Regions from separate parts of the Homo sapiens genome. Here region 2 is linked to region 1. Evidence: chromatin loops called from intact Hi-C (ENCODE). Cell type or tissue: GM12878. All regions are shown on one strand. Each heading gives the region's core, and the rest is flanking DNA. Links, peaks and the distances in the headings are about the cores only.

Evidence for each region. Peaks named below come from ENCODE experiments on the same cell type or tissue, not always from the same donor. Only the 100,000 strongest peaks of a DNase experiment are listed, where the experiment ranks them.
Region 2: a loop joins it to region 1, with 2.7 times the contacts of the local background. A loop is called at or near these places in 7 of 110 quality-filtered maps.

What each region holds. Positions count from the first base shown.
Region 1 is chr17:30,120,956-30,130,248 of GRCh38, reverse strand. All of the region lies in intron 2 of NSRP1 (nuclear speckle splicing regulatory protein 1), which reads right to left. Among named protein-coding and RNA genes, the nearest start is that of MIR3184, 8.4 kb to the right of the region's middle. In GM12878, for the core only: a CTCF peak has its summit at 4,802 (motif pointing left); a DNase peak (open chromatin) is centred at 4,768.
Region 2 is chr17:30,170,257-30,179,549 of GRCh38, reverse strand. It overlaps NSRP1 (nuclear speckle splicing regulatory protein 1), which reads right to left. Exons shown (of 7, transcript NM_032141.4): 3 at 6,952-7,008; 4 at 1,351-1,479; 5 at 253-460. Among named protein-coding and RNA genes, the nearest start is that of MIR3184, 58 kb to the right of the region's middle. In GM12878, for the core only: no CTCF peak of the experiment used is centred there; a DNase peak (open chromatin) is centred at 5,729; H3K27ac peaks cover 390 bases.

The DNA of each region.
Region 1 (9,293 bases), core at 676-8,675:
TAGTGCATGACTGTAGTCTCAGCTACTTGGGAGGCTGAGGTGGGAGAATTGCTTGAGCCCAGGAGGTTGAGGCTACAGTGAGCTGTGACAGAGCCACTGCACTCTAGCCTGGACAACAGTGAGTCCCTGTCTCAAAATGAAATATTTTAAAAAAGAAAAAGAAAAATAAGGAGGACAGAATTTTCTTGCCATCTCCCCACTTCTAATAGAATTGTCTTAGTTCCATCCTTTTCCTTTTCTCTCTTCTTGCTTTTTCACTCTTAGCCAGTATGTTAAGGATGAAATTTTAGCAAATTGCAAAATTACTTTAAATCCCTCACTGTTTGATATACTCGGTACCATAAATTTACTAGTAATTCAGTTTAATAGCATATGAGAAAAGTTCACAAATTCTCAGCCATCATTAAAATAACCTAAATTTCCCAACATTTTCACAATATGCTTTGTCTTATCTATGTACAACTGTCTTTTTATTTGAACTATACTAGACTATATCTACAGAAGTAAGGCATTATCTGATTAAAACTGATGAAAAACCACAACTAAAACATTTTATTGATTTGGATGTACTATAATGTTCAGACAGATTAAAATTTTAACTTTTTCTTACCAATAGTAAGCCAAACAGGCTTCCAGCTAAAATAAGATTAATTTTTCATTAGGAAAACCAAACCTTCAACTTACTTTTTCAAGAAAATTTTTAAAAAGATTAAAGAGGAGAAATATCAAGAAATAGTGAAAGGAATGGAAGTGTATACACTTATGTAATCCTGTAACTTGCTAATGCTTCTTACTTTGGGAATACACAATTATGGTTATCTTTTTTTTTTTAAGCACTCACTTCCTTGTATTCGTCAAAATTATAACAAAATAATAATATGATTTTGAAAAAAAACTCACACTACCATGCTAAAAAGTAATCATTTTCATTTATTATTTTTTACTTATCTGTGCACCTATAGCATTGTACAACCCTAAGTATTCAATTTTGTATCCTTATTTCATCTACCTCATGCTTTTAAAATGTCCCAATATTTTCTCTCCTAGTCTTCTATCAGATAAAATGTGTTATATCTTTTTACATTTTAATATGATTTGGAAACTAAATACACTATGGGAAATCCTTAAAATTCACCATAATTTTTCTTAAAAAATAGTTGAAAATACAGAAAAGTATAAAAAAAAAAATCATGCCAGGCGTGGTGGCTCACACCTGTAATCCCAGCACTTGGGGACACCAAAGCAGGAGGATCACTTGAGGCCTGGAGTTCAAAATGAGCCTGGGCAATATAGCGAGACCCCCATCTCTACAAATTAAAAAAAAAAAAACAAAAAAACCACTCATTGTCTGCCATACAAAGATAACTACCATTAATATGAAATGCTTTATTGTCTTTTTTCCTTTTATCTATAACAAATTTGTATATATTTTTTCACTAAATGTTATTTCATGATGAATGTGATAGCCGTAGTATTGCACACACTTTACTTACTCATGCTTTCACTGTTGAAAGCTGGACTGGTCTTAAATTTTTACGATCATAAAGAGACCCAAGATAAATGCTTTTGAATACCTAAAAATATATTATATCAATTTCTGACAATTCCAAGACAAAATTTTAGAAAAGAAAATATTGGCAAGGTTTCTGTCTCCTGACTGATAATATTGGGTAAACAATAGTCAACTTTTAAAAGATTTATACTAATTTTTGGAATTGCTTTCCAGAAAAGGTCCATCTGCTTCCAAAAATGTGCATTAATTTATAACAAAAATTCGAGTGCAATTTCACAAAGATCTTGCCATTTCATTTTTAAAAAGTATTTGGCTAATATGATGGCAAAAAATGGTAGCTCACTATTGTCCTAAGTTTACATTTCTTATAGTAAAATTGAGTATTTTTAATGTTCATTAGATATTTCTATTTTTTCTATATTTGTCTCTAAATGTGTTTTCCTCTTTTTTTTCTGCTAGGGTTTTAATGTTTCCCTTATAATTTCTATAAATGCTTAACCTATAAAAGGAATATACTATGGCTTCTGAGTAATTTTATATATATAATTTTATATATATATATAACTACATATACATATATACACATACTAAGTTCACAGCCAGGTGCAGTGGCTCACACCTATAAGCCCAACACTTTGGGAGGCCAAAGCAGGTGGATCACTTGAGCCCAGGAGTTCAAGAGCAGCCTAGGCAACGCAGTGAGACTCTGTCTCTACAAAAAATAAATTAAAAAATTAGCCAGGCATGGTGGTGTGTGCCTGTGGTCCCAGCTACTTGGGAGGCTGAGGTGAGAGGCGTGCTTCGGCCTGGGAGGTTGAGGCTGCCATGAGTTGTGACTGCACAAATTGCACTCCATCCTGGGTGAAAGAGCAAGATCCTGTCTCAAAAAATGAAAAAAAATAATAAGTAATGTAAATTAAATAAAATGTAAAACTAAGTTAATAAATTTTAGCTATCTAAACTTAATACTCTCTTTTAAAGTGGTTAAAAAGTTTTGTCTCTTTATCCAAAAGCAACAACTAGGCCAGTTACAGTAGTTCACACCTATAATCCCGACACTTTGGGAGGCTGAGGCACAAGGATCACTAGAGGCCAGGAGTCTGAGACCAGCCTGGGAAACAGAGGGAGACCCTGTCTCTACAAAAAATAAACAAATTAGCCAGATGTGGTGGCACATCCCTGTGGTGCCAGCTACTGGAGTGTTTAAGTGAGAGGATCACTTGAGCCCAGAAGGTAGAGGTTGCAGTGAGCCGTGATCATACCACTGCACTCCAGCCTGGGCAGCAGAGCAAAACCTTGTCTCCAAAAAAAGTGCAACAATTTTCAGATTCTATACATCGTATCTCTTAATGGCATATAAATTATGTTACAAAACTAGATTTCACAAGTATACCATTGTTTAGAAATAAACATTTCAATTGCCGACATTAAAAGGAAAATTCATTATGCTCTGCAAAATGGGCAGGCATTTATCATAGATAAACATCTAAAAAACAGTTCTAGGTTTAATCTGTCATGCAACATCTAACCATCTTGGTCACTTAACACTCATTAAATATCTGTTATCAAAAATACTTTTGAGAACAATCATACAGACCAGTGGTCAGCAAGTTGTAGGCTATGGGTCAAATACAGCCCATCTCCATTTTTGTAAATAAAATTTTATTAAAACACATTTATTACTCATGCTCATAATTTACATATTGCCTAATGGCTGCTTTCACACTGAGAATGAAGTTGTACAGTTGCCCTGCAAGGCCTAAAACATTTACTATCTGGATCTTTACAATACAGACAGCTAAAACACCTGAATAAATAATCTTACTAATTTTTAGAAGCTAGCCTAGGCCAGGCATGGTGGCTCACACTTGTAATCCTAGCACTTTGGGAGGCCAAGGTGGGCGTTTTACTTTGAGCTCAAGAGCTTGAGACCCGCCTGGGCAACATGGCGAAACCCTGTCTCTACAAAAAAATACAAAAATGAGCCGAGAGTGGTGTCTCGCACCGGTGGTCCCAGCTACTCAGGAGGCGGAGGCTAAAAGATTGCTCAGGCTGGGAAGCGGAGGTTGCAGTGACCCAAAATCGCACCACTGCACTCCAGCCTGGGCAATAGAACAAGACTCTGTTTCAAAAAATAAATACGAAGCTAGGCTAGATGGCCAGATCCTAACTCATAGAGCTCATACTTTATCTAGTACAGTGACAAGACATGTATGTAAACAACTTATAATGCAAGCTTTTAAAAGCTAAGTGCAATAAGAAAGGTAAAGAGTGTAAGAAAAAGGAAGAGATTCTTTCCAGTGAGGAAAATCAAAGAAGGTATCTTGAAAGAAGTAGCTTTTGCGCTGGGTTTTGAAGGATGGCTATAATTTGGACATTAAAAAAATGGGGAGAAGACTTCCAGTGTAAAGAAAAGCAGAGCTGTGAAAAACTGCAAGCACGACAGTGTACTTTTTATGGAGGAACAGTTAGGAGAAAATGCTAGTAAGCATTCTAGGGGCAAAGCATAGAGAAGGTTTTCAAAGTCAAGATTAGCACTTTAGATTTTAAATATAATTACGTTCAGGACTGAGGATCAGTGATTATAACTGTGCTTTAGGAAGATCAATCTGACAATATCATAAATAATTTGAGAAGACAGATAATAAGGAAACTAGTTATGAAACAATTAAAATAATCCAACAGAAAAGAATGAACATGGTGACAGTGAGACCGGAAAATTATGACAGCAAAACCACTCACTTATGAATTGATAGCAGCATCAGAATATGCTTTCTTACTCATATGGTGTAAAAACTTTCACCACCCCCCCAACCATCTCTCCCACCTTGAACAAAATGATAATTATTTCTAACTTATTCTGACAATTTGAAAAAGAGGATCTACTAGGCCACGCATGGTGGCTCACGCCTGCAATCACAGCACTTTGGGAGGCTGAGGCAGGCAGATCCCTTGAGGCCAGGAGTTCAAGACCAGCCTGGCCAACATGGCAAAACCCCATCTCTACAAAAAATACAAAAATTAGCTGGGCCTGGTGGCGAACGCCTGTGATCCCAGCTACTTGGGAGGCTGAGGCACAAGAACTGCTTTAACTTGGGAGGTGGAGGCTGCAGTGACCCGAGATGCCGCCACTGCACTCCAGCCTGGATGACAGAGCTAGACTCTGTCTCAAAAAAGAAAGGAGGAACTGCTTAAATTATAATTAAAAGGGATAGACTACCACTTTCCCACTAAACTAACCCTGGATGCAAGCACAAAATGAAAACAATTCATGTGCTAGGGCTCCCTCTGCTGGACCACTAGAGAAAAAATCTGATCTTAAATGCTGCTGAATTGATAAAAAGAACAGATAAATTGGCTTCATAGCAGCTCCTTTCCAGGTGTATCAAATGCTTTCCTCAGGAGGGGAATAAGAAATTATCTTTCTTCTATATTTTCCACAGCACTAATAATTTAATTGTTGCTTAAATTGTTGACTAATTATGAAAGAGATTTTAATATATAGTCAAATCACACAAATTTTTTTTTAATCTTTTTTTTTGAGACGGAGTCTCGTTCTGTCACCCAGGCTGGAGTGCAGTGGCTTGATATCAGCTCACTCAACCTCTGCCTCCAGGGTTCAAGTGATTTTCCTGCCTCAGCCTGAGTAGCTGGGATTACAGGTGCCCACCACCATGTCCAGCTAATTTTTGTATTTTTAGTAGAGATGGTGTTTCACCATATTGGCCAGGCTGGTCTTGAACTACTGACCTCAAGTGATCTGCCCACCTCAGCCTCCCAAAGTGCTGGGATTATAGGCCTGAGCCACCATGACTGGCCAAATCTCACAAATATTTAAATATACTCAATAAATTTACTTCTCAGTAAAAAGACAAGCTGGAATTAACCAGACTGATTTTTTTATAGGTAAGGAAATTATTCTAAGGAATGGTTTTATATTCCGTTCACTAAGAAATAAGCTGCAGCTCCCTTGTCCATTGGCTTTGACCGGAAGGTAGGAGAACCTTTCTCTCTAAGACTGAATCTCCCAAATGTTTCTGCTCCTTCTGGACAAGCCCAGTTCCCACCAGGTAACTCTGGTCCCCAGCCTCCAAGAACCATCTCCTACTTGTATCCCTCTATATATCACTACTTGCTTCTTACTGCTGCTAATCTCTCGACTGCCTCATCATGCCCTTTTTGGCATCTCAAGTCTTCCATCACCTATGTTAACAATTCTCTGTATTAAAGTCCCACTACAGGAAGGAGGAAAAGAGGAAGAGCAGGAGGGAAGGAGAAAGCTAGCACAAAATGGCCCAGGCCTATCTTTGCTGACTCTAGTGTACCCACTGGCTAGCTAACACCAGCCTCATTTCACAATGGAAAAGAAACAGCAGTAACATCAAAAAACTCTCTAGATTACTTGTGTAAACCCATCCTTCTCAAACTGTGGTATGTTGTGGTCATTTCATATCGCTTTTTCTTTTTATTTTAGAGACAGGATCTCCCTCTGTTGCCCAGGCTGGAGTGCAGTAGCACAATCCTAGCTCACTGCAACCTCAAACCTGGGCTCAAGCAATTCTCCCCACCTGAGCCTTCCAAGTACCTAACATTACCAGTGCGTGCCACCACACTTTTTTTTTTTTTATAGAGACGGGGTCTCGCTGTTGCCCAGGCTGGACTTGAACTCCTAGCCTCAAGCGATTCTCCCACCTCAGCCTCCGAAAGTGCATGAGGGTACAGGCATGAGTTATCATGCCTGGCCATGATGCTTTGTGTTACACAGTATACCAGGGTGCTTTAATGTGAAATGCAAGATAAGCATGTCCAATCCTTCTGTTGTATCCATAGTAAGTGATTTTTATAATTATTTGTATATTAAACCACAAGGGTGCTAGAAAATTTAATGGTAAATAGACGATGGACGATTTAATGGTAAACAGTCTTCAACAAAAGGTGCTGGGACAACTGGATATCCATATGCAAATGAATGAAGTTGAACCCCCTCTCTCTTATTATTAAAAAAAAAAAATTTCAAAATGTATGAAAGACCTAAACTCAAGGACTAAAACAACAAAATTCTTAGAAGAAAACATAGTGGAAATCTTTGTGACCTCGGATTAGGCAATGGTTTCTTAGGTAGGACACTAAAGCACCAGCAACAGCAGCAAAAAATGTATTTCCTCAAAACAACTTTTGTGCTTCGAAGGATATTTTCAAGAAAAGTGAACAGACAACCCACAGAACAGGAGAATATACTTACAAACCATATATCTAATAAGATACTAAAGGAACTCTTACAATCCATAATAAAATGACAACCCAATTTAAAAAGAGGTAAAGCCGGGCACGGTGGCTCATGCCTGTAATCCCAGCACTTTGGAAGGCTGAGGCAGGCAGATCACAAGGTCAGGAGTTCGAGACCAGCCTGGCCAACATAGTGAAACCCCGTCTCTACTAAAAATACAAAAATTAGCTGGGCGTAGTGGCACATGCCTGTAATCCCAGCTGCACCTGTAGTCCTAGCTACTCGGGAGGCTGAAGCAGGGAAACTGGTTGAACCCAGGAGGTGGAGGTTGTAGTGAGCCAAGTTCGTGCCACTGCACTCCAGCCTGGGCTACAGAGCGAGACTCTGTCTCAAAAAATAAAATAAAATAAAAAGAGATAAATGTGGCTGGGAACAGTGGCTTGCACCTGTAGTCCCAGCACTTTGGGAAGCTGAGGCAGGAGGATTGCTTGAGGCCAGGTGTTCAAGACCAACCTGGCCAATATAGTGAGACCCCATCTCAATTTTAAATTTTTTTTAAAAAAAGGTAAATGACATGAATATACATTTCTCCAAAAACAAAAAAGTGTCCAACATTATTGGCCACCAGGGAAGTGCAAATCAAAGCCACAATGAGATACCACTGTACACCTTCTATATGGCTACAATAAAAAAGAAATGTTAGACAGGATGTGGAAGTGTCAAAACCCTCATACACTGCTGACAGGAATGCAAAATGGTGCAGCCATTTTGAAAAAGTCTGGCAGTTCCTCAAAAAATAAAACCAGGCCAGGTGTGGTGGCTCACACCTGTAATCCCAGCACTTTGGGAGGCCGAGGCAGGCAGATCACCTGAGGTCAGGAGTTCAAGAACAGGCTGGCCACCATGGTGAAAACCTGTCTCTACTAAAAGTACAAAATTAGCCAGGCATGGTGGCACACGCCTGTAATCCCAGCTACTCAGGAGGCTGAGGCGGGAGAATTGCTTGAAACAGGGAGGCAGAGATTGCAATAAGCCGAGATCACGCCACTGCACTCCAGCCTGGGTGAAGAGTAAAACTCCGTCTCAAAAAAAAAAAAAAAAAAAAAAAAAAAAAAAAAAAAAATATATATATATATATATATATATATATATATATGAAACCAGAGTTATCATATGAACCAGAAATTTCCATCCTAGGTACATATCCAATAGAATATCCAATGGAAATGAAAACATATCCACACAAAAAACCTATACACAAGTATTTATAGCAGCATTATTGCCAGAAATTGGGAAAAACCCAAATGCCTACCACTGATAGATAAAATATGGTACATTCATACAATGGAATATTATTCAGTAATAAAAAAAGAAATAAAGAGTACTGACACGTTACAATCTTGAGAACATCATGCTAAGTGAAAGAAGTCAGACACAAAAGAAAGCCTATTGCATGATTCTATTTATATGAAATGTGCAGAATAGGGAAACCCATAGAAACAGAAAGTAAATTAGTGGTTGCCAGGGTTTAGGGGTGGGGAGAATGGGGAGTGATGGTAATGGGTACACAGTTTCTTTCTGGGTGAGGAAAATGTTCTAAACAGTGGTGATGCCGGCACAACTCTTAAAAACCAGTGAATTGGCCGGGCGCGGCGGCTCACGCCTGTAATCCCAGCACTTTGGGAGGCCGGGCGAGGTGGATCACAAGGTCAGGGGTTCGAGACCAGCCTGATCAACATGGTGAAACTCCGTCTCTACTAAAAATACAAAAATTAGCTGGGTATGGTGGCAGGTGCCTGTAATCCCAGCTACTCAGGAGGCTGAGGCAGGAGAATTGCTTGAACCCGGGAGGTGGAGGTTGCAGTTGCAGTGAGCCGAGATCACGCCACCGCACTCCAGCCTGAGTGACAGAGACTCCGTCTCAAAAAAAAAAAAAAACACACACACACACGCACACACACAGTGAATTGTACACTTTAAAAGGGTAAAGTATACAGTGTGTGAATTATATATTTTTTTAATGAGGGAAAATGATGACCAAAAAAAAAAAAAAAAGATCTTGCATCAGGACTCCATCTCTTTCCCATATATTCAATGTGGCTGCCAGGTCCTACTTATTTCTGTGGTATCGCTCACATTTTTCCCCATTAATTCCCAATGACCTCAACCTAGGTTGAGATCTCTCACCTGAACTACTAAAAAAGCCTTCTAACAAGCATTTTTAAACTCATCTCTCATTTCTCCCTTTCTTTGTTTTACAATTCAAGAGTTATCTTCCCAAAAGTGTGATGATATCACCGAATTACTCAAAAACTACTTGAAAATATAAAGTTGAAATTTTATACGAAAAATTTAAGGTACTCCACAATCTGGCCCAATCCTGTTACAACCGTATCTGCAACATTTTTTCCTATATACCCTCTTCTCCAGCCACATTATTCCACAAAAATGCCTTGTACTTGTATGCCATTCTGTATTTCTTGCTGTTCTCTCCCAAATGAAATTATTTCACCTCTATTTTTGCCTATTTAAATCTAAACCAGCCTTGAATGT
Region 2 (9,293 bases), core at 780-8,779, 49 kb before region 1:
CACAAAATGAGAACTAAGAGAAAAGTCTAGTAGAAATAATAGTTACTGAAGAGTTCAACTGTGTTTTTAGTTAAACTTTCCTTTCTGTTTTATACTGCTATATAATACCATATTCCTTGTGTCTTGAATTCCTATATATAAATTATGATCACAAACTCATAACCCTAAAGTTCAGTGACAGAGCAAACAGCTAACCACAGGGGAGAGATTCTGCTACTGTTTCCTTGTGCCTTTCCCACTCTTTCATTTTACCTTCCAGTGCAGCAGCCCTCTTTTCTCTTTCTTCTTCTTCAGCTCTCTCTTGCAGTTTTTTCTTATATGCAGATGTCACAAATGCTTCTTTATCATCAAACTCCCCCTTTTCCATTTCTCGTTCTCTCTGTATTTTCTTTTCCATTCTTTTTTCCTGTTCCTTTTTTCTGATCTCAACTGCTTTTAGCAAGTTGTGAATATACTTGGGCTAAGGAAATAAAAAAGATTTAGGAAAAGAGTAAAAAAATAGTAATTGTTAATATTATAATTTTTATAATGAATTCATTAAGATAGAAATGATTGGCCCAAATAAGATTGTCTTCCCTACATTCAATATAAACTTACTAGCAAGATTAATATTGAAACTGTTTTCCATAAAAATTTAGGTGTAGCAGAGATAGAAATTGTTTATAATGCGATTTAACTTTAATAAAACATCAAACTAAATATAATTTTTTTCTTTTTTCTGGTATTATCTTAATTAAAAAAAAATCAGAAAAGTTCCTGCTAGTTTTTCACATTTAGTAGAAATATGACTATTTAAAATAGTAGCTTAATATAATTTTATACCATCACTCTACTAGTAGATAACTGTCAGATGCAAATGCCCTTAAAAATCAGCCTGTGCTTGTGAAAGAACAAGAGTTGATAGAAAGAAAATCTGAACTTATTTCAGTTTTTACCCCTCCCAAATTTTTTTCTCACTGAAAATAAAATCATGATAGGTGCAGGCAGATGATTCAGTTACCAGCTAGGAAGAAATGAAAAAATGAGAGGGTAATAAAACACAAATAAACATACACAGGGCAGGAACAGTACAAATTTGGTACATTAGAATTCCAAGGAAAAGTTTTCAAAAAACTATTTGCAAAGGTTTCAAAGCAAAAAGCAAAATTGTTAGATAATTCACCTGGCCTATTAGGATAATATGTAGTGCTGCTTGAGTTCTACAATCAAATTTGTAATATCTGGAATTAGGGACTCTTCACACCTCACATACCTAAAAGCTTTTTCTCAGATCATTCTCATGTTAAAATAAGATTAAGACACAAAATGTAGGTCAAGGTCAAAGAAAGTTTGTTATTTCAGCTTACAAACCTTTCTGTCTTTCCCCAAAAGCAATTTGGGATTATTTTCCTCCTTTTTTTTCTGCATTTCATCATAAATACTGTCATATTCATACACAGTAGCATCTTCTGCAAGGGCCTTCTGGATTTCCAGTTTGGTCTTAAAAAAAAATTAAACATGTTTCAAAAATATGAGCCAGCCAATAGATACAACAAAGTCTATGCTTTTTGAGAATGGTTCATAAATTGAAAATATATCATAAAAATTACAATCACATTTTTAGATAGGAAATACAAATAAACTCTGGAGCCAGGCTGCCTGGGTATGAATGCTGGCTCTACACTTACTAATTACTCCGGGCAAGTTTGTTTGTAATCTTTTGGTACCTTAATTTCCTCATCTAGAAGAGAAAGAATAATGACTATATTTACATTCTAAGCTGTTATAATTAAATGACTAAACTTAAAACAGAGCCTGATAGAGAATAAGTATTCAATAAACATCAACTATTATTATCATTTATTCATTTGTATATAATTATACCCATCAAAAGGTCAAAAGGTACGATGGAAACACCTAACCTTGGTTTTGAGAGGCCTGTATTATATATTAAACTTTCATTATCATTTTTAGAGTTGTTAAACATAAAGTCTCTGCCTTTATCATGTTCCTTCCATCTCAAATGATGTTTTTTTCTCCTCTTTCAAGCGATCAAAATCTTACCCAGTGTTTCAGGGCCAGCCCTACTTCTTCTATGAGCCCATTTCTGAGGCCTCTAACCCCCAATGATCTTTCTTCTAAACTCTGAGGAACATTCTATTCTGCAATATTTACACTAGATTTTTTTTTTTTTTAAAGCGATGGGGTCTCGCTCTGTCGCACTGGCTGGAGTGCCAGTGGTGTGATCTTGGCTCACTGCAACCTCTGCCTCCCAGGCTTCAAGTGATCCTCTCACTTCAGCCACCCAAGTAGCTGGGACTACAGGCGTGTGCCACCATGCCTGGCTAATTTTTATATGTTTTGTAGAGACAGAGTTTCACCATGTTGCTCAGGCTGGTCTTGAACTCCTGGGCTCAAATGATCCACCCACCTCAGCGCCCCCCAAAGTGCTGGAATTACATGCGTGAGCCACCATGCCAGGCATGGGCGTTTTTACTTCCTGTTTTACAAATCTTAGCCTTTTGCCCCCGGTTGTAAATTCCTGAGGTACAGAGTCTACACACTTTGATTTTTTCCTCAATTGCTAGATTGGCTAATGTAGAACCCAAGAGGGATCCTTTTTAAGTGATAGGATGATATAATTATTCAAAAGAATCTATCTGATAGACTAGGGTTTTTACATACCAACATTTAAACTCTGAATAATGCACATGCTAACTGAAAAACTTTTTTTCTAGAATATTGTTTAAAATATTAAGAAATTCATTTTTTTCACTTCTCAACCTTTAGAAAGTGAAAGATTCTCCTGCCTAGATGTTGAATTGGCACTCCTGCTCACTCCCCAAAACCAGCCTGGATAACACAAAGAGGGAAACATGGAATCTAAGAAATAATCACCACTACAATAACAAAAAGCAAGGAAAAAGGGAGACTGAGGGCTGTTTTTTTTTTGGGGGGGGGGGGACGAAGTCTTGCACTGTTGTCCTGGCTGGTGTGCAGTGGTAGGATCTTGGCTCGCTGCAACCTCCGCCTCCTGGGTTCAAGCGATTCCCCTGCCTCAGCCTCCTGAGTAGCTAGGATTACAGGCACCTGCTACCATGCCTGGCTAATTTTTTGTATTTTTAGTAGAGACGGAGTTTCACTATGTTGGTCAAGCTGTTCTCGAACTCCTGACCTCGTGATCTACCCACCTTGGCCTTCCAAAGTACAGGGATTACATGCATGAGCCACTGCACCCGGCCAGGGCTGTTTTAAACTGATGACATGCCTTTGTATATGTTGGGAGGAGAGCTGTAGGGGAGCACTTGAGTAGATATGTTACTATTAACTATGTTGCAACATAAATAAAGCAAAAATTGAACAGATATTCAAGGAAAAATAGACAAATCCATAATCACAGTGGGAGATTTAACATATGCCTCTCAGTAACAGAACAGACAAAACAAAACAAAACAAAACAAAACAACAACAACAACAAAAAAAAACAGTATGAATATATATGGATTAACACAACTGGCCCAATGGACACATAGAGAACATTTTCTTTTTTCTTTTTTTTTGGGGGGGGGGTTCGGAGTCTTGCTCTGTTGCCTAGCCTGGAGTGCAGTGGCACCATCTTGGCTCACTGCAACCTCCACCTCCTGTGTTCAAGTGACTCTCCTGCCTCAGCCTCCTGAGTAGCTGGGACTACAGGTGCACACCACCATGCCCGGCTAATTTTTGTATCAATACAGAACATTTTCAAACACAGAGGAAATATTTATAAAAACTGACTATATACTGGACCATAAAGTAAACCTCTACAGGTTTTAAAGGAATGAAACAATACAGTGCAGTGTCTTGGAATCCAAAATAATCATGTTAGGGACTGGGTGTGGCAACTCATGCCTGTAATCCCAACACTTTGGGGGGCGAAGACGGGCGGATCTCCTGAGGTGAAGAGAGCGCCTGGCCATCTAAAAATATAAAAATTAGCCAGGTGTGGTGATGCACACCTGAAATCCCAGCTATCAGGAGGCTAAGGCAGAAAAATCGCTTGAATCCAGGAGGTGGAGGTTGCAGTGAGCTGAGATCGTGCCGCTGCACTCCAGCCTAGGTACAGAGCAAGACTCCATCTCAAAAACAAAAACAAAAACAAAACAAAACAAAACAAAACAAAAAACCCCAAAAAACAAACAAGCAAAAAACCAAAGTAATCACATTAGGAATGAATAACAAAAAGGTAATCAAAAACCTCCGTTATGTTCAGAAATTAATAATAGATGGGTCAAACAAGAAATCATAATGCAAATCAGAAAATGTTTTGCATGAAACAACAAAAATACTGCCTATCAAAATCTGTAAGATACAGCTACAGAAGTACTTAGAGGGAAACATATAGCCTTAAATGCATATATTAGAAAAGAGAACAGAAAACAGAGCTATGCAGCAATCTCAAAAAGTTAGAAAAATAACAAAATAAACCCAAAGAAAACAGAATGAAGAACACACTGATCTGTCAGGACAGAAAATGAAGTAGAAACAAACAAAATGTATATAGTATCATATTAGCTCATTGTATAAGGCTCGCCAAACCTTGGTATTATCAGACTTTTTCAATCTAGATAATTGCAGCGAAAGAAAAGGAAACCATCCTATTCTGCCCAGTCTCACTTATGATGCAAAAATCTTCAATACTTAAAAACTCTTAATGAAGCTTTAGTAAGCCAAATGCAACAATATATGAAAATGATAACATTTTATGCTTATGTTAAGTTTATACCACTTATGTGAAGTTACAATGATTGATTTTCTAAAGTTAAGCTGACTTTACATTATTGGTATAAAACCAACATGGTCATGAAGCAGTATCCTTTTTGTATGTAGTTCACCATTTAAACAAATAAACAAACAACAAAACCCTCCAACTAAGAAAATAATTTCCTTAGATTAGCAACAAATATCTATCAGAGACCTACAGCAAATGTTTTATTTACTGATGACATACTGAAAGTTTTCCCAATGAAACGGAATATGACAATAATGTTGCCATCATCAGTTCTGTAAACTTGAGGTCCACATAGAAGAAAAAAATAGTTTAAAGTACCCCATTTTAAAAAGCATTTTCTCTAAGATTTAGTAAATGCAATCAAGCTAGTATTCTTCATAGTAAAATGAAAAATAATTTCAATTCGTATGGATAAAGACATTCGATGAGCTGAATCAATCAAGTGGGGAACAAAGGGAAAAGTATGTAATATAGGTGCGAGAAAAAATCAGCAGAAAGCAGGTGAAAGGTGTAAGAGTTGTAGCAGCATTCCTAATTTCCAAGCAAACTACAAAAAGTCCCACTAAACAGATAAAGTGGCTTGAACAAGACAGAGTTAAGAATAAAATCAGATTTGGGATTCATGCTTTAAGTGAAGAAAAAAAGGCAGCACAAAAATGTTAAAATAATCCTGGAAAACAAGATACCTGTATTACCTTGGATAAGTTACCCAACTCTCCAGAACTAAGTCTCCCATTTATATAGTGAGGAAGTTGAACTTAATGGTATCTCCAAAATTCTGACTCAAAGCACTCCAGTATTTATGTTAAATAATCACTGTTTTTTATGTTTTATGTGTATATTAAATCATTCTGAGGCTGCTGAGTTACACATTATATTTCACTGTGAAACTCTGACATTATCTTAAAATGACTAAATATATCCTTCTGTGCCAATTCGTCCGGGAGGGTGTGAAACACAGTGGTTAAAAGCCTAGGTTCTGAGGTTTCACTGTCTAGTTTTGAACACAGCCCTACCATTTATTAACTATGTGGTCTCATGCAAGTCACATAAATTCTTCTTGCCTTCATTTCCTTAACTATAAAATAAGGATTATAAAAGCATCTATCTCATAGAATTATTGTAAGAATTAAAGATCATTCTTAAAACATAGTTGTCATGATGCCTGGCACATAGAAAGTGCTTAATAAACTTATCTTTATGCAGGTTTCCAGTTAGACAAAGAGGAAATAGGACCAAAAATTATAAAGCTAATGGAGAGGATAAATAATTCAAAATGAAAAACAAAGGCACCTCGCTATTGTTTAATTTCATTACATTCTATAGCAGAAAATCTAAGATATACTAGTCTACAATAGCAGAAAAATTAGTAAACCTTCAGGCCTAGTTCGATAATTAATAGTATGATCTTAAGGAGCACTTTATCCTTTTTGAGTTTCAGATTTCTTAATCAGTACTATGGGCAAGTTTGTGAGAACTGTAAAAGATAAATGTATGTAAAAAGCACTTGGAAACAAGCACGTCTTTTAAAAATTATCAGGCCGCGCACGGTGGCTCACGCCTGTAATCCCAGCACTTCAGGAGGCTGAGGTTGGCGGATCACCTGAGGTCACGGGTTCCAGACCAGCCTGACCAACACGGTGAAACCCCGTCTCTACTAAAAATATAAAAATTAGCTGGGCATGGTGGCATGCGCCTTTAGTCCCAGCTACTCGGGAGGCTGAAGCAGGAGAATTGCCTGAACCCAGGAGATGGAGACTGCAGTGAGCCGAGAGTGCACCACGGCACTCCAGCCTGGGCAACAGAGCAAGACTCAATCTCAAAAAAAAAAAAAATCTATATATCTATATATCTATATATTTGTATCTATCTCTGATATTCTTCTTTCTGGGCAGATGAGTTTCAAATAATTATAAGTTTGTGAAACCATTTTGGTTGTGAAAAGGTTTTTTTTTTCCCTGCAAGTAAGCTCACTAGCAAGAATTTAATAATAACAACAGGCCAAACAATCCATTATTAGACTAATGAGTCATCTACAAGCAGAACTGGTTTAATCTATAGCACAGCAATAAGGAGCTAATTCTTCATTGTGTTTTTCCTTAAATCTATTCTGTTTTAGTCTCAGCACCTAGATACCAAAACTGATGCTTAAAAATGAGCCGGAATGCTTCACTGAATGCACTTATCCCAGTCTTCTACCTTACCTGTTTCATGGCCTGCTTCTTAGCAGCTTCCCTCTGAAGGCTTTCACTCACAGAGGTCTGTAAAACAGAAATATATTGTCACTTTTTAAACAAATTTAAAATTTCTTTTCCAGTACGAGCGTCCCCTATCTAAAATACATGGGACCAGAAGTGTTTTGTATTTCAGATTTTTAAAATACTTACTGGTTCAGCACCCCAAATCTGAAGATCTGATATCTGATGCTCCAATGAGCATTTCATTTGAGCTTCACATTAGTGCTCAAAAAAGTTTTAGATTTTAGAACATTTAGGATTTTTGATTTTCAGATTTGGGATGCTCAACCTGTTTTCTGGTTGGCAATGGTGCCTTACTTATAGTTAAAAGTAAAAAGATAATAATACAAATTAAACTAACATTTTCAGGGTTTTTTCCCTAAACTTCAGGAAATAAATGAATTTGCATTGTAAATCCTCAGAATAGATTATAAGGTATCAGAGAAAATAGAATGGTACAGGAAAAGATGAGTAAACATGAATTTTTAGTCCTAAATTCACTACTGTCATTCAACCTTTACAGATTTCAATTTGCTTCATGTGAACATGTGAGAGAGAGAGAGAGAGAGAGAGAGAGAGAGAGAGAGAGGGAGTGTGTGTGTGTGTGTGTGTGTGTGTGTGTGTGTGTGTGAGAAATGGGGAAAGACTGGTCTAGATAATATTTCAGGTACCTTCCAACACTAAAATGGTATGATTCCCAGCTTACAAAAAGCAAACTATTTTAATATTCACCACTCAATATAGTGTATCAAGCTCTCGGTTTATGTTTAAGGCTTAGGGACAGCAGCAACTATTCGTGGCAATAATCAAAAACTATGTACCAAAAAGCATGTTTAGGTCCTGAGGATAGTGAAAAAGCAAGAACAGTCTCAGTCTTAGGCCAGAGACTGAAACAAAATCTTGTTTTTCAGATAAACAGTCTGAAAGGGAAGACAATTAAAGAAATAATCACAATATATGGCCAGGCGCGGTGGCTCATGCCTGTAATCCCAGCACTTTGGGAGGCTGAGGCAGGCAGATCACTTGAGGCCAGGAGTTTTGAGACCAGCCTGGCCAACATGGTGAAACCCCGTCTCTACTGAAAATACAAAGATGAGCCGGGAGTGTTGGAGCACAGCTGTAATCCCAGCTACTTGAAAGGCTGAGACATGAGAATCACTTGCACCTGGGAGGCAGATGTTGCAGTGAGCCAAAATTGTGCCACTGCACTCCAGCCTGGGCAACAGAACCAGGCTCTGTCTCAAAAAAAAAAAAAAAAAAAAGACAATTACAATATAAATGTGATAAGCAATATAATAAAGGAATAAACAAAGCACTGTGGGAGCCCAGGGCAGAGAAGGCAACTAAATGTATATGAGGAATCAAGAATCCCTTTCCAAAAGAGATATGACATTAGACCAGAATCAAAGAGAATAAAAATGTAAAAGAATGCAAGAGGAAGATAGGAAGTAGTCATCACATGGGCAAAACTAAAGATTACATACAGCTAAGAAAAAAAAATACTTAAGAAAAATATGTTTCCTTAATAGTACAGGCTTTAATCATCAGGGAAATGTAAATCAGAACCACTAAGAGATAACACCTCACACCTGTTAGAATGGCTATTCTAAAAAAGTCAAAAAATAATAAAGGTTAGCATGGGTGCCAGAAAAGGGAATTCTTATATACTGCTGGTGCAGATGTAGGCTGGTACAGTCAATATGGAAAACAGTATGGAGGTTTATAAACAAATTAAAAATAGAACTACCATACAGCCTAGCAATCCCTCTTGGCATATAGCCAAAGGAAATGAAATCACCACCTGGTAAAGGTAGCTTCACTCCCATGTTCATTGCAGCATTATTTGCAATAGCCAGGTATGGAAACAATCTACCTGTTCATTGACAAATGAATGGATAAAGAAACTGTGGTAAATATGTATGATGGAGTATTATTCAGCCTTTAAAAAGGAGATCTTGCCATTTGCCACAATATGAATGGGCCTGGAGGACATTATGCTACATGGTAAGCCAGACACAAAAAGAAAAATAGTACCTGACATCATTTGTAAGTGGAATCTCTCACAGAGATAAAGAACTTAAAAACAATGGTTACTAGGGGTGGGGTGAGAGGAAATGGGAAGAGGTAGGTATGTAACAAGATGAACAAGTCTAGAGATCTAATGTACCACATGAGGACAATAGGTAATAAAATTGTACTATATATGGTATTCATGCTAAATGAGTAAATTGTAGCTGCTCTTGCCACAGAAACAAAAAAAGTATGTAAGATAATGGACATGTTAATTTGCTTTACTGTAGTAAACTTTT